Regions from separate parts of the Homo sapiens genome. Here region 2 is linked to region 1. Evidence: read pairs that join two places in POLR2A ChIA-PET (ENCODE). Cell type or tissue: B cell. All regions are shown on one strand.

Region 1 (5,000 bases):
GGAGAATGACTGGTGGGTACCTAGGCAGGGCCAGAGTGGGCTGTTAGGGACCGGGGGCAGGACTAGAGTGTCCCCGGGAAGCACCAAATGGGATGTCAGGACCCCTGTTCCCATCACCCTGGGGGAGTCCATCCTCTCCTCTCTGGGCCTCATTCATGAGGCAAGGGCCTCTCTGCAGCGTCCGGATGTTCTCACTGCCAGTGACACCCACCACACCAGAAACACATCTGGGGGCACCTCACTAAGCCCTGCACACACATTAGTCCTGACTTCCCTGCAGCTCCGTGGACTGGGCATCGGTCACTGTCCCCACTTTACAGATTAGCAAAGGCCCTGTAGCAGTCACTTTCTCAAGGCACCACTCACGAGCTCGCAGCCACATCTTGTTCCTTTTTTTTTTTTCAGATGGAGTCTCACTCTGTCACCCAGGCTGGAGTGCAGTGGCACGATCTTGGCTCACGGCAGCCTCTGCCTGCCGGGTTCGAGCAGTTCTCTGCCTCAGCCTCCCAAGTAGCTGGGATTACAGGCACCTGCTACCATGCCCGGATAATTTTTATATTTTTAGTAGAGATGGGGTTTCACCATCTTGGCCAGGTTGGTCTAGAACTTCTGACCTCATGATCCACCCGCCTCGGCCTCCCAAAGTGTTGGGATTACAGGCGTGAGCCACCGTGCCCAGCCAATTTTTTTTTTTTTTTTTTTTTTGAGACACAGTCTTGCTCTGTCGTCCAGGCTGGAGTGCAGTGGCACAATCTCAGCTCACCGCAACCTCTGCCTCCCAGGTTCAAGCAATTCTCCTGCCTCAGCCTACTGAGTAGCTGGGACTACAGGCACGCACCACCACGCCAGGCTAATTTTGTATTTTTTAGTAGAGATGGGGTTTCTCCATGTTGGTCAGGCTGGTCTTGAACTCCTGACCTCAGGTGGTCCTCCTGCCTCCGCCTCCCAAAGTGCTGGGATTACAGGCGTGAACCACTGCGCCCGGCCATATATATATTTTTGAGACAAGGTCTTGCTCTGTCGCTCAGGCTGGAGTGCAGTGTTGTGATCATAGCTCACTGCAGCCTCAGCCTCCTGAGCTCAAGTAATCCTACCACTTCAGCCTCCTGAGTAGCTCGGACTACAGGCCCAAATCATTTATTTATTTATTTTGTAGAGATAGGGTCTTGTCACGTTGTCCAGGCTGGTCTTGAACTCCTGGCCTCAAGCAATCTTCCCACCTCAGCCTCCCAAAGTGCTGAGACTACAGGTGTGAGCCATGATTGCCAGTCCACGTCTTAGTTTTTAATCTCCCCTGCATGGCTGAGGGCAGAGGCCAGCCAGGAGCATCTGAGAGACCCAAATTTGCATCCCACCATGGCCAGTTAGTAGTTGTGTGACCTCTGGTGATGGCATCACTTTGCTGAGCCTGCTCTGAGGGTGACTGTGTGGCCTAAAGGATAGAGGGCACAGAGTTCCCACTCCAGAAGCGACACAGCACATCCCTGCCGCCCCAGGGCCCTGACGGCCTTGTGGGCTGGCAATGCCCAGTCGCCTCTCTCCTGGGTCTTTGGTGGGCTGCAGGGAGCAGTGGGAGCCTGGAGTCCCTGGTGCTGAGGTCCATGAGTCCCACCTGCCTGTCCCTCTCTCCCTGTCTGCCTGACCACCGTTCCCAGGTGGGTTTGCAAGCACATCAAGAAGCCCATCCGCTCCACCGTCCTCAGCCTGGACTGGCACCCCAACAATGTGCTGCTGGCTGCCGGCTCCTGTGACTTCAAGTGTCGGTGAGACAGGGCGCCATGGGGGAGGGCGGGGCTGACGTCAACTGACTGCTGACATCATAGCGGGGAGCCGCACCTGAAAGCTCTACACCCCAGCTTCTAGACACATTCCAGACCTGCTACCAGTGGATGACCTGGGCGTCGGTTGAAGGTTCTAGTTCCTGGGGAACCCTTCATGTCTCAGCTGGATGGGCCTCTGCCCACCTCTTTTATTTTTTTTGAGCTAGGGGCTTGCTCTGTTGCCCGGGCTGGAATGCAGTAGTGCAATCATAGCTCACTGCAGCCTCCAAATCCTGGACTCAAGCGATCCTCTTGCTTCTCAGCCTCCCAAGCAAGACTACCACGCCCAGCTAGACAGGATTTTTTTTTTTTTTTTGGAGACGGACTCTCGCTCTTTCGCCCAGGCTGGAGTGCAGTGGCGTGATATTGACTCACTGCAACCTCCGCCTGCTGAGTTCAAGCGATCAAGCGATTCTCCTGCCTTAGCCTCCTGAGTAGCTGGAACTACAGGCGCATGCCACCATGCCCGGCTAATTTTTGTATTTTTAAATGTAGAGACGGGTTTTCACCATGTTGGCCAGACTGGTCTCGAACCCCTGACTTCAAGTGATGCATCTGCCTCAGCCTCCCAAAGTGCTGGGATTACAAGCTTCAGCCACCATGCCCAGGCACCTGTTAACCCTTTAAAAAAAATTTTTTTTTTTTTTTGAGACAGTCTCACTCTGTTGCCCAAACTGGAGCACAGTAGCGCAATCACAGCTCACTGCAGCCTTGACCTCCTGGGTTCAAGCAATCCTCCCGCCTCAGCCTCCTGAGTAGCTGAGAGTACAGGTGCGCACCACCATGCCTGGCTACTTTACCTCTACTTTGCCTATCCCGGTAGGATCTTTTCAGCCTACATCAAGGAGGTGGAGGAACGGCCGGCACCCACCCCGTGGGGCTCCAAGATGCCCTTTGGGGAACTGATGTTCGAATCCAGCAGTAGCTGCGGCTGGGTACATGGCGTCTGTTTCTCAGCCAGCGGGAGCCGCGTGGCCTGGGTAAGCCACGACAGCACCGTCTGCCTGGCTGATGCCGACAAGAAGATGGCGTGAGTCGAGGCCATCCCCAGGGGAGGAGGTGAGTGCAGAGGAGTGGGACACCGTGACTCACAGCTCTCTCCCCTCAGCGTCGCGACTCTGGCCTCTGAAACACTACCACTGCTGGCGCTGACCTTCATCACAGACAACAGCCTGGTGGCAGCGGTGAGGAATAGGGAGGGGAGGGAGGGTGTGTGGTCACAGCAGGCCTCCGAGAGAGCCCAGCAACTCTCATCTCCTCCCTCCTTTCTCCTGCCTCCCTCCTTTTTTTCTTCCTTGCATTCTCTCATGTACCAGAATTGGGCAGAACAGGTTGGGTTATGCTGCAGTAACCAAAAGTCCCTGGCTGCAGTTGCTTAACAGAGTAAAGATTTGGCCAGGTGCGGTGGCTCACACTTAAAATCCCAGCACTTTGCGAGGTTGAGGTGGAAGTATCACTGGAGGCCACGAGTTTGAGACCAGCCCGGGCAACACAGTGTGAGACCCTTGTCTCTACAAAAAGTTAAGAAATTAGCTGGGTGTGGTGGTGCACCTGTAATCTCATAATCCCAGTTACTTGGGAGGCTGAGGCAGGAGGATAACTTAAGCATGGGAGGTCGAGGCTTCTGAACTGAGCTATGGTCGTACCTCTGCACTTCAGCCTCGGCGACACAAAACCTGTCTCAAAAAAAAAAAAAAAAGAGCCAGGCCCGGTGGCTCACACCTGTAATCCCAGCAATTTGGGAGGCCAAGGAGGGCAGATCACCTGAGGTCAGGGGTTCAAGACCAACCTGGCCAACATGGCAAAACCCCATCTCTACTAAAAATACAAAAATTAGCCGGGTGTGGTGGTGGGCGCCCATGGTCCCAGCTGCTCGGGAGGCTGAGGCAGGAGAATTGCTTGAACCCAGAGGCAGAAGTTGCAGTGAGCCAAGGGTGAGCCACCGAGACTCCATCTCAAAAACAGAAAAAAAAAGATATTTACTTCTTGCTCACATTTTATGTCCAGTGTGGGTGTTGTGAGGTGCTCTGATGGAAGCTGTCCCCAGCATGCTGTCCCAGATGCCACGAGGGAGCCGGAACCTGCGGAATCATGCCCTGGGTCTTAACATTTCTGCCCACATTTTATTGGCAGGTGCAATGGCAAGGCCACGCCTAATGCAAAGGGCGAGAGTTCGGGGTGTGCGGTTCCTCCAGGTGTCCAGGAAGGGCACTGCTCTCCCTCCCCTCCGCCCACATCTGTCAAGTCCCTTTTCACCCCTCTGCAAACATAATGGGGGTGCCAGGGCCAGGTCAGGCTTGCTTTTTGCCTAGAAAAGCAAACAGCTGCAGGGGTCTCCCCTAGAGCAGGTGTAACTGGCTGGGCAGGACAGAAGGCGCCTGAGCTCCCAGGGAGTCCCAACGCTGGCCTTGCTGGGGGAGGTGGCAGCCCCCAGCATCACCCCCGGTTTTGATACACCTGCAATTCGGGCCTCCCTCGCTGTGGCCCGTCTGTATCCTTGAGCTGGCATCTGCCTCCCGGGCGGCCAGACGCCCGCCTGGCCTTCCCTCCGGCCTCGGTTTCCCCTCCGCGGCGCTCCAATGGCCCCCGCCCTCCGCGCAGGGCCACGACTGCTTCCCGGTGCTGTTCACCTATGACGCCGCCGCGGGGATGCTGAGCTTCGGCGGGCGGCTGGACGTTCCTAAGCAGAGCTCGCAGCGTGGCTTGACGGCCCGCGAGCGCTTCCAGAACCTGGACAAGAAGGCGAGCTCCGAGGGTGGCACGGCTGCGGGCGCGGGCCTAGACTCGCTGCACAAGAACAGCGTCAGGTGAGAGCGGGAGCCGGGCCGGCGGGTGGGCGGGGCCTCGGCTCGCCCAGAAACAGCGTCGGGTGAGGAAGGGGCCTGGAGTCTTCCTCCTGGGGCATTGTGCTGGGACCTTGAGGACTGGGGACCCGGAGGGAGGGTAGGCGTGCCCTCAACTCGCTGCGCCGGAACGGCGTCTGATGAGCGGCGGGCCCGGACACGAGGGGACGGGGCCGATTTGTGGGCGGGGCCTTGGCGCCGTACTAAAACCGCGTGGGGCGGAGGCCGGCAGAGGTCGCGTAGCGGGCCCAGGGTAGGGAGTGGCTTTGACTCGCTGCGGAATAACATCGTTAGTTGTGGGCGGGGCCCATCTTGATCTCACCATAGCAGCCCAGGT
Region 2 (5,000 bases), 810 kb after region 1:
GCTCCAGCTTCTCAGCTGCTTTGACCTCCACATCTACTGCACTGGGCGCTTGGAGAAGGTAGGGAGATAGATTTCCTATACCTTGCTGCTTGCCTGCCAGGGCCAAAGGGTTCTATTGCCAGTATCTTTTTTTCCTAAGAACTTGGGTTCCAGAAAAATCAGCAAGCCTTTTCTTAGGCATCTTATCCTTGAAGTTTAATGCTTTTAACCCCGTTCCACTTCCCGCCAGAAGAGTGTCCTCCTCCCATCCCCACAGCACACCATCTTCTGCCTTTTCTTCTCAGCACCTGGAGCTGTTCCTGCAGCAACTCCAGGAGGTGGTGGTGAAGCATGCAGAGCCAGCGGTGCTTGAGGCTGGGGCGCATGCCCTCTACCTGCTCTGTAATCCCGAATTCACTTTCTTCAGCCGGGCGGACTTTGCCCGCAGCCAGCTAGTAGATTTGCTGACTGACCGCTTCCAGCAGGAGCTTGAAGAGCTGTTACAGGTAGGAGCTGGGGCTGGACAATGGGACACCCCAAACAAGGGTGGGAGGGGCTGCAAGACGGGGGATGTGGACTGATGAGTTCTGGGGGAAATGCTATTGTGGATCTTCTTTCCTTCTCAGTCGTCCTTCCTAGATGAGGATGAGGTATATAATCTGGCAGCCACTCTGAAACGCCTCTCTGCCTTCTACAAGTGAGTGGCTTTCCTCCTCTTCCCCATCCCGTTTTTACTGGTGTCTGTGGAGTTGGTTCCCTCTGTTCTTTTCCAGTATAACATTCCCCTTTCTCCCCCAAAGCACTCATGACCTGACTCGCTGGGAGCTCTATGAGCCATGTTGCCAACTCCTGCAGAAGGCTGTGGACACAGGAGAGGTTCCTCACCAGGTGAGTGGACAGGCTAGAGATGGGTTGGGGGCTGGGGGGCTAGATTTTAAGGACCTACGTTCTAGGTGGCCACTAGGTGTGTCAAGTCTCAGTGCGTGGAGTGGACAAAGCGAGGAAGATCAGGTGGGTGGGGGTCACCTCTTACATTCCTCTCTTAGAAGGTGGACTCTACTTCCAGGGTCTTCTTGGATTTCCTGGAAGCCAAGGATAATATTGAGGGATTCTAGAAGACGTAGAGTAAATTAGGGAGCGGTGACATTTCTACTTCGTGTAGATGCCTCTGAAGAATGTCCAGAATATCACTCATTTTCCACTGGAAAAGGAATTAGCTCTCCCTTTACTCATTTTCTCTCCTCTTCACTGGTGTGTTTCTGGCTATCTGTCTCTCCCTCTCCTAACCCAAACCTCATTTTTCAAACCCTTTGTTGTTACAGGTTATCCTGCCAGCCTTGACTCTTGTCTATTTTTCCATTCTCTGGACACTAACCCACATTTCTAAATCAGATGCTTCCCAGGTGAGTGTGGGTCTTAGATGGGATAATGGGAACAGAGGAGTCTGTGTCTTCATTCTTCCCCTTCAAGCCACTGTGCCCACAGAAGCAGCTGTCGAGTTTGAGGGACAGAATGGTGGCCTTCTGTGAACTCTGCCAGAGTTGCCTCTCAGATGTGGATACTGAGATCCAGGAGCAGGTGAGTACTGACTCAAGTGGGAGCAACAAGGCGAGTATCCCTGCCCCCATTCCAAGGAGAAATTGACAGTGTCATTTCTACCTTGGGAAACATTCTGTCCTTTTAAACATCCTTTCTTTTCCCCCTACAGGCTTTTGTCTTATTAAGTGATCTACTTCTCATCTTTAGCCCTCAGATGATTGTTGGGGGCCGTGATTTCCTTAGGCCACTTGTCTTTTTTCCTGAAGCTACTCTCCAGTCTGAGCTAGCCAGCTTCCTCATGGACCACGTCTTCATCCAGCCGGGAGACCTGGGCAGTGGTGCAGTGACTCTATACCTGGGGCTCAGTAAGGGCTGGGGCTTGGGTGTAGCTCAGAAATATAGGGCAGGAAGCTTAAGTCTGTGATTCCCTTTTGCCTTCCATGTGAGCCAGGTGATTCCCAGGAGGATCATTTACAGATAGAGCGGCTACACCAGCGGCGCCGCCTCCTAGCCGGGTTCTGCAAGCTGTTGCTTTATGGGGTGCTGGAGATGGATGCAGCCTCAGATGTTTTCAAACACTACAACAAGGTACACCAAGGCCCTACAGAAATAAAAGAGAAGGGAGCAAGTTGAGCACAGCCATGACTTGGAAACATAATAGCACTACAGGTGGGGGATATCCAATGGTTTCAAGCTTAAAGGAGAAGTAGGAGGGAAAGGCACTGGGAGTTCAGAATAAGGGGACAAAGAAAAGAGACTTAATAGTAAATAATTATGGAGAAAAAGCTGTGAAGAAATTCACTGGAGGGGAAATAGCTTATTCTTCCTGTCCAGAAATATTTATTTTTCTCTGACCCCAGTCTATGGAATGGGGTAACATAAGAAGGAAAAAAGAATAAAAGAGGGATCAGTCCTCACAGGATACCTAGATAGGTGCCCCAGTTTCCTCAACCCACCAGTATTGATTTATGCTTATTGAGCACCTGCTGTGTGCCAAGCACCATTCCAGGAGCTAAGGCCACAGCAGTGAACAAAACACACAAGTTCCTATTTGGTGGAGCTTCCATTGTAGTTGGGGAGAGACAAATAGTGAAGGTGTCAGTGCTGTGTGAGAGGGCACTGTCAGGCTTACTTCTCTTCTCCAAGAATTGGGCTTGGGGCAGTGTTTATTTCTTTTCTTTTCTTTTTTTTTTTTTTTCCTGAGACAGATTCTAGCTCTGTCGCCAGGCTAGAATGCAATGGCACTATCTCGGCTCACTGCAACCTCTGCCTCCCGGGGTTCAAGCAGTTCTCCTGCCTCAGCCTCCCAAGTAGCTGGGATTACAGGCATGCGCTGCCACGCCCAGCTAATTTTTATAGTTTTAGTAAAGACAGGGTTTCACCATCGCCAGGATGGTCTTGATCTCCTGACCTTGTGATCCGCCCAACTTGGCCTCCCAAACTGCTGGGATTATAGGCGTGAGCCACCATGCCTGGCCTGTTTCATTATTTGTTTTTTATTTTATTTATTTATTTATTTATTTATTTTTTGAGACGGAATCTCGCTCTGTCGCCCAGGCTGGAGTGCAGTGGCGTGATCTCGGCTCACTACAAGGTCCGGCTCCTGGGTTCACGCCATTCTCCTGCCTCAGCCTCCCGAGTAGCTGGGACTACAGGCACCCACCACCACGCCCGGCTAATTTTTTGTATTTTTAGTAGAGACGGGGTTTCACCGTATTAGCCAGGATGGTCTCGATCTCCTGACCTCGTGATCCACCCGTCTTGGCCTCCCAAAGTGCTGGGATTACAGGTGTGAGCCACTGCACCCGGCCTTATTATTTGTTTACCGAAACTCTGATTTATTTTGGGCTTTGCACCTGTTGATTAGAGATGAAGTCTAGTCTGAATTATTTTATGCTTCAGTTCATGTTTCCTACCTAAGGGAGTTTGGGAGGGAGACATGATTAGGGATGTGAAGGAAGAAACCAAATGGTCTTTTCCACCAGTCAGACATTACCTTCCCCACTCTTTCCCCTCAGTTCTACAATGACTATGGTGACATTATCAAGGAAACATTAACTAGAGCAAGGCAGATTGACCGAAGTCATTGTTCCCGAATCCTGCTGCTGAGCCTCAAGCAGGTGCGCCCTTCTGCCTTGAGGACATGCCAGCCCTGTTGTCCCCAAGTCTCTGTCTACCCTCAGCCACTCAGAATGTAAGATCCTTCAGAGCAGTAACTTTTCTTGTTTTGACTCTTAACTTTACGTGATAGGTTCCTTCATTCTTAGTAGACCCTTGGGAAGTATTTTTTTTTTAACTGACTGGGCAACCCCATCAAAAGTAACTTATCAGGACATTGGAACGCCAACAAGGAAGTGATAGGGAGTTCCTAATTATTTTTCAGTCTGTTCTCTCTCAGCCTCCTTCAGTTACTATAGACGTTTTTATTTAATGTTATGGAGTAGAGGTGATTGGCTTTGTTTGCTGCAGGGGTATCGGGAGTTCCCTAGAAGGAAGGAAAGAGTAAAAGTAGTAGATGGTGTCCCAAGGCCTTTGGAATTTCTGAGTAGAGAAGAGAATGCTGGACTTCTCTGTTTCCGCCGTGTTCCTCCCTTTCCCACATGCACCATGTCTCCTGGACACAGCTGTACACAGAACTGCTGCAGGAGCATGGGCCCCAGGGCCTGAATGAGCTTCCTGCCTTCATCGAGATGAGGGACCTGGCCCGGAGGTTTGCCTTGAGTTTTGGACCCCAGCAGCTGCAGAACCGTGACCTCGTGGTCATGCTACACAAGTAGGAAGTATTGGTTGCAGGTTGTGTCCAGGGAGGGCTGGGAACGAGGTCTTGGAGGGAGGTCTCGGAGGGAGGGTATGTGTGTCAAGGCATAGCAGTCAGGTTAGGGGTGGGTATGCCTTTGGAGACAAGCTGGGGACGGGGGGAGGGTGCATTTGGACAGGATAGCTCAGGCCTGGGAGGGAAGTGGGAAGAGACTTTCTTCCTAAAATAATTCTGCCCAACCAAGGGAAGGCATCCAGTTCTCCTTGTCTGAGCTTCCTCCAGCTGGCTCCTCCAATCAGCCTCCAAATCTGGCATTCCTGGAGCTCCTTTCAGAGTTTTCCCCCCGACTCTTCCATCAGGACAAGCAGCTTTTGTAAGTTGGTGGGTGGATAGAGATGTGGATTAGGGAAGGGCCTGCTGAGGGCCCAGTAGCCCCTTCAGGCTTTTGGTTCTACCTCTTTCATAGACTGTCCTATCTAGAAAAGTGCCTGCAGCATGTCTCCCAGGCACCTGGCCATCCCTGGGGCCCAGTCACCACCTACTGCCACTCCCTCAGCCCTGTGGAGAACACAGCAGAGACCAGCCCTCAGGTCCTCCCCAGCTCCAAGAGGAGGCGCGTTGAAGGTAGGGTGCTGTGTGTGGGTATGGGGGTGCCCAGCAGGTGGTCGTTGGCTGCCTGCAAACTTATTTTGTCAAGTATTTCATTGAGCATCTACTGTCATTC

The links. ChIA-PET counts read pairs that join two places held together with the same protein. Peaks named below come from ENCODE experiments on the same cell type or tissue, not always from the same donor. Only the 100,000 strongest peaks of a DNase experiment are listed, where the experiment ranks them.
Region 2: POLR2A ChIA-PET joins it to region 1 with 5 read pairs; 1 of 35 experiments calls an interaction of 5 or more read pairs at or near these places.

The regions. Positions count from the first base shown.
Region 1 is chr7:99,388,250-99,393,249 of GRCh38, forward strand. ARPC1B (actin related protein 2/3 complex subunit 1B) reads left to right here. Exons shown (of 10, transcript NM_005720.4): 4 at 1-12; 5 at 1,656-1,763; 6 at 2,644-2,850; 7 at 2,929-3,004; 8 at 4,422-4,627. Among named protein-coding and RNA genes, the nearest start is that of ARPC1B, 16 kb to the left of the region's middle. In B cell, no CTCF peak of the experiment used is centred here; a DNase peak (open chromatin) is centred at 4,902; H3K4me3 peaks cover 858 bases; H3K27ac peaks cover 1,895 bases.
Region 2 is chr7:100,200,485-100,205,484 of GRCh38, forward strand. STAG3 (STAG3 cohesin complex component) reads left to right here. Exons shown (of 34, transcript NM_001282717.2): 18 at 1-58; 19 at 285-485; 20 at 606-676; 21 at 780-867; 22 at 1,302-1,382; 23 at 1,465-1,557; 24 at 1,688-1,856; 25 at 1,970-2,106; 26 at 3,537-3,638; 27 at 4,143-4,291; 28 at 4,521-4,649; 29 at 4,743-4,900. It also overlaps the pseudogene CASTOR3P. Among named protein-coding and RNA genes, the nearest start is that of PVRIG, 17 kb to the right of the region's middle. In B cell, no CTCF peak of the experiment used is centred here; no DNase peak of the experiment used is centred here; H3K4me3 peaks cover 24 bases; H3K27ac peaks cover 508 bases.